Linked DNA regions of Homo sapiens: region 1 is linked to region 2. Evidence: read pairs that join two places in POLR2A ChIA-PET (ENCODE). Cell type or tissue: HepG2. All regions are shown on one strand. Links, peaks and the distances in the headings refer to the core of each region. The heading gives the core; the rest is flanking DNA. Region 1 overlaps CDC14A (cell division cycle 14A). Region 2 overlaps FRRS1 (ferric chelate reductase 1).

Region 1 (2,815 bases), core at 86-2,585, 600 kb after region 2:
CAACACTTCAGTTCTTTTAGACATCTATCTGTTTTAGTTCTTCCTACCACCACAACAAACAGCAACTGGAGATTCCTAACATTCCCCAGAGTAGGACCAGGGAGACACACTGTCATTGCCAGACTCAGTAATTGGCCTGTGAATCAGTCACTAAGTATTTATGGAGTGGCCATAGGGTACAGGGCAGTGCATGTATTACAGGTGCTTGAGCTTTATAGTTTACAAGACTTCTGTTCTATCTCAGGATGTTTTTGTTTGTGCAGCTCTTTTTCAGAAAGTGGGACACATTAACTGCGGGGAGCTGTATCAGAGTCACATTTATGACTAACATTTTATCTGACATATTATTGATTCTTTTATTTGGGTACCCCAAACTTTTTGATATTATTTTCTTTGCTTCTAAGGAAATGATATAGCAGTGCTGATTTATTTTCTTTGATTACTTTGCTTCTGTGGGATTAGGATTTGAGAGTGTAAAATAAAAGTAGGGAACTGTTTTCTGTGAAAGACCACTGATCTACAGGAAAAAGATATCTTAATACTTCAGGCATAGTAAAACATTAATTGAAGAGAGATAAATCTTTATTCAGTAAAAGTATCAGATAATAAGAAATAAGAAGGCTGAATTGACTTGGTTATGTACTTTTATGAAAAGAGCTGGTGTTTCAGAGGAGTCTAATATATTCTATTTTAAACGTTTAAATTACTTGTTATCTTTACCAAATGTGCAGATAAATGAACATAGTTAAATTAATCATAATTAGCTTCCTTGGACTTGTCTTGTTAGAAAGGTTATTGGCAGTTCTGCCTAAGGATTTGTGGGTACTACCAGGTCTTCGAAGAGTAAGTGTTCTGGACCTTCAAGAGCATATCTTTTATTTGGGGGAAAACAATCTTTGTCACTTCATCATAGAGGTTCTTGAAACTGAGGTCTGCGACATTTCTCTTAGTGGTGCTGGGAGGAGAATGCTTCTTGAATGGCTAAAGTAAGAGTGGGAATGAAAGAGCCCTTTGCTGCTGCTCATGAATGCCCAGAGTTGCTGAGGCAAAGAGGTCTGAGTCCCTGGTGTCAGATTACAGCTCTGCTTCTAGACAGGATGGAGTTATGTGCGGCTGTGTACCTGGATGATGTCACTGCCAGCAGTGTTTATTGAGTGTTCACTCTGTTGTTGGGAATGTGCATTGTTGTGCCTCTGTTTTTGTGATTTTAGGTTTTGGGGGTCTCTCATGAGTCTGAGAGTGGGGATGGTGTATATATCATTATGTTCAATTCTACAGTACAGTGGTTGTTAATATGTCATTGAATGAGCTCTAGCCATGGAGATCTGAGTCACTTCTCTTGGGATTGCTAGGTGGTAGATCTAGCAGAAAATTAAGCCAAACTAAACACTGTGCATGATGGCTTTTTGATTTTAATATTGATAGATGAGGGAAATTTTTAATGTGATTTTCATGTTGGTATTTTGGGATAGGCCTACAAATCATATTCCTCTTATAGTCTACTGTTTTTCTGGTATCTTATAAGGAAAGACTTGCTGGAGAATCCATCCAATTTATATTGTGAGTTGGGATTGACATTTGAAATACGATGAGGACTTCAGCCTGGGCAGAGTGTGTACTTTTCTTAGTTTGAACTTACCCTACTGTGCCACAGTAATGGCTGTGGCTCTGACACCTCCAACTCCATCTTTTTTGTTACCCCAACATATTACATGGTGCTAGGTGATGCAGAGAATAAAACAATGTTGAATGCATATGTTACCTTCAAAGAGCTCCAAGCCTGTAGGGAAAATAACAGAACTGCAGTTTGAGGTATAGGAAAGATACCTGCCCAAAGAGAAATACAACCTCTATGCTAGGAGAGGCATTCACAGGCAGGTAGGGGCACATCTGGTGGAAGCGTTCAGCAAAGGCTTCGTGGAAGAGTTAAGATTGGCTTGAAGGATGGACAAGGTCTTATCAGGCAGAGACATGAGAGGAGGGATCTTGGAAAACAGCAAGTGTGAGGAGGGGAGAGGCTTGGGACGTGTGTTCAGGGAACAGTAAGTCCTCCAGTTTGCCTGGTGTGTATTCAGGGAACATGTAGGGGATGGAGAATGTGAAATTGAGATGTTGGCTGGGGACAGAATGAATGTCAGGGTGAGAAACCTGCAGTTTCTTTGGTACACCATGGGACTCTTGAGGGATTTGGGGCAGCCATGGTATGACTTGATTTGTGCTAATTACAAACAATGGGAAACATTTATTGAGCATTTAAATGTGTGCCAGATGCTGTTCTAGGTGCTCTATAACTATTAATTCATTGTGTTTTCACAACAATTCTGTGAGACAGGCACTATTATCCTTATTGTACAAAAAGGCATAGAGAAGCTGGGTCACTTGCCCAAGGTCACAGAAGTAAAAGTAGCAGAGCTGGAGTTTGAAACCAAGTCATCTAGTTGCAGAGGACATATATCCTTCTCAAAAAATTAATACAGTAGCATCATTTAAGAGGGGTTGTTAAGGAGATAAGAGCCCACTTAAAAAAATTCAGGGGGGACCAGGCATAGTGGCTCACGCCTGTAATCACAGCACTTTGGGAGGCCGAGGCAGGTGGATCACGAGGCCAGGAGTTCAAGACCAGCCTGGCCAACATGTTGAAACCCCGTCTCTACTAAAAATACAAAAATTAGCTGGGCATGGTGGCGTGTTCCTATAATCCCAGCTACTTGGGAGGCTGAGGCAGGAGAATTGCTTGAACCAGGACCTGGTAGGTGGAGGTTGCAGTGAGCTGAGATTGCGCCACTGCACTCTAGCCTGGGCTACAGAGCAAGAC
Region 2 (2,815 bases), core at 119-2,618:
CCCTCTATATCACTAATCACTTTAAATGTCAGTTGTCTAAATGTAGCAATTAAAAGACAGATTGTCAAAGTGGATCAGGAAACAGACCCTATTATGTGTTTTCTACAGGACACCCACTTTAAATATAAAGACACATATAGATTAAAAGTAAATGCATAGAGAAAGATATACTACATTAACACTAATTTAAAGAAAGCAGGAGTAGCTACGTTAATTTCAGACAGTAGACTTCAAACCAAGGAAAGTTATCAGAGATAAAGAGAGCTTTACCTAATAATAAAAGGGTTAATTCTCCAAGAAGACATAACAATGCAATAGAGCATCAAAATAAGTGAGGCAAAAACTATTAGAACTAAATGGAGAAATAGATGAATCCACTATCAGAAATGGACAGATCCAGGCTGGGTACCATGGCTCATGCCTATAATCCCAGCACTTTGTTAGGCCAAGGCGGGAAGATCACATGAGGCCAGGAATTCGAGACCAGCCTAGGCAACATAATGAGACTGTCTGTAAAAACAAACAAAAAATAAGTAAGTAAATAAATAGTTGGGTGCAGTGGACTACACAAGTAGTCTCAGCTACTCAAGAGGCTTAGGAGGGAGGATGACTTGAACACAGGAGTTCAAGGTTGCAATTAGCTATGGTCACACCACACCCCTGCACTCCTGCCTGAGCAACAGAGAGTGAGACCTTGTCTCAAAGAGAGAGAGAGAGAGAGAAAGAGAGAGAGAGAGAGAGAAATGCACAGATCCAGAAGGCAGAAAATCATTAAGGACATGGGTGAATTCAACAACATCAGTCAACTGGATATAATGGATATCCATAGACTATTTCATCCAACAACAGAATACACGTTCCTCTCAAGCTCACATGGAATGTTCACCAAGATAGACTACATTCTGGGCCATAAGATACAACTTAATAAATTTAAGAGAATAAATTCGTGGGATGCCGCAAAAGCAGTGCTTAACGGGAAATTTACAGCATTAAACACATATATAGTTACGTAAACAAATCCCTCACTAAATTAAACTACAGGAATTCCTGTTAAACGCCAGATATTGTGCTGGGAAATATACACTTTAACCAGCCCTGCACCTAATGCCAGGAGCTACTGAGTAAACAGCATAGGGTCCAACAGTACCATATACCCCACTATTTATCAAACATGAAAGCTGGGGAGAATTCTTTTCATTTAAGGAGGAGTGAAAGAAACAAATGAACCAACCAAGAGCTTCTGAAAAATATCTACAACATAAAAGGAGCTTAAGATTTCTCCATGGAGAAAATAATAATAATAATAATATGGTTGATTATTATAGGAAACAGAATATTTAAGGAAATAACTGCAGCCAAGTGCAGTAGTTCACACCTATAATCCCAACACTTTGGGAGACTAAAGCCGGAGAATTACTTGAAGCCAGGAGTTCAAGACCAGCCTGGGCAACAAGTGAGACCCTGTCTCTCCAAAAATTTAAAAAAAAAAAAATTAGCCAGGCACAGTGGCATGCCTGTAGTCTCAGCTACTCAAGAGGCCGAGGTGGAAGATGGGCTCCTTGAATCCAAGAGGTCAAAGCTGCAGTGAGCTATGATTGTGACACTGCACTCCAGCCTGGGGTCGGAGGGGGAGAGAGAGAAAGGGAGGGAGGGACAGACGGAGAGAGGGAAGGAAGGGAAGGAAGATCACTATTTAATCGACTTCGCCATTATTAAGAAGATTAAATGTAGTCATGTGCCACTTACCTAAAGAATGGTATAGTGAAAATAGTTACTTCAGTTTAACAAATATTTATTTGGCACTAACTTTCTGTCAGTGAAAATGGAAACAAAACTTGATATCCAGTCTCTGCTGTGCACTAAACAGCTGAACAGCATCAACCAAGTCACTAAATCTGTTTCATCAGTTGCAAAATACACCAAGTGAACCAGAAGACATTCAAGGCCACCTTCAATTCTAAAATTTTACGATTTTAGAAAAGCAAAGTGGAAAAGCATATTGGGAATTATTTGAGCAAGAAGTATAAGACAAGAAAGGGAAGTGACTAAGACACCACCACCCATCATCGATTAGGAAAATATAACAAGGTCAGAGAGGAACCTGTACAATGGCAACTTCTTTGTCCTCTGTCAAATGCTGACTGTTCAAGGTAAAGTTCAATTTTCATTATAATAGCTAATTATGGTTTTCTAGTTAATGTTTTAAGGTACAACTTTTTTTCAAACTAATACATAAATTCATTAGCCAACCTATATTAACAGATCACATAATTATGACAGAATAGGAGTTAGTCATGGAAACATTTAAGTTAAAATTATCGACTGTCAACAATAAGCTATTACATTATGAAATCACCCTTTAAGCACAGAAAGGACTCCTATCAATTATGCATGATTTTCTTAAATTAATATTCCCATTCTGTTGTCTATACAAAATAGACGATAAAACAAAAAAGATTTATTTTGTCCACCCAAGACAGAGAGATTTACTATTTTAAAAAACCAAAAGAGCAGTTATCCTGATTCTGTAACTAAAATATTCCCAAACCTGATGAGATTTGTACAGTTTTCTTTCTTACCTGAAAGACAAGTGCTTAGTAAAAGGGTATGATGACTGCTAACACCATGTTCTACATATATCTCACATAAAGATAAAACCTCAAAGCAAGTATATTCTTCATTATGTAAATACAAAATTCTTGTACTTAAATGAAAATGTAATTATTATTTGATTGTGGGCCACAGAAGCAAGTGATGTTAATAAAGAGAATATATTTATTACAAAGTAAAAATTCAGACAAAACTAGAATTCAAT

The links. ChIA-PET counts read pairs that join two places held together with the same protein. Peaks named below come from ENCODE experiments on the same cell type or tissue, not always from the same donor. Only the 100,000 strongest peaks of a DNase experiment are listed, where the experiment ranks them.
Region 1: POLR2A ChIA-PET joins it to region 2 with 5 read pairs; 2 of 35 experiments call an interaction of 5 or more read pairs at or near these places.

What each region holds. Positions count from the first base shown.
Region 1 is chr1:100,354,037-100,356,851 of GRCh38, forward strand. The region is part of intron 2 of CDC14A (cell division cycle 14A); the gene reads left to right. Among named protein-coding and RNA genes, the nearest start is that of CDC14A, 2.9 kb to the left of the region's middle. In HepG2, for the core only: no CTCF peak of the experiment used is centred there; DNase peaks (open chromatin) are centred at 115 and 1,075; H3K4me3 peaks cover 65 bases.
Region 2 is chr1:99,753,785-99,756,599 of GRCh38, forward strand. The region is part of intron 1 of FRRS1 (ferric chelate reductase 1); the gene reads right to left. Among named protein-coding and RNA genes, the nearest start is that of FRRS1, 11 kb to the right of the region's middle. In HepG2, for the core only: no CTCF peak of the experiment used is centred there; a DNase peak (open chromatin) is centred at 1,117.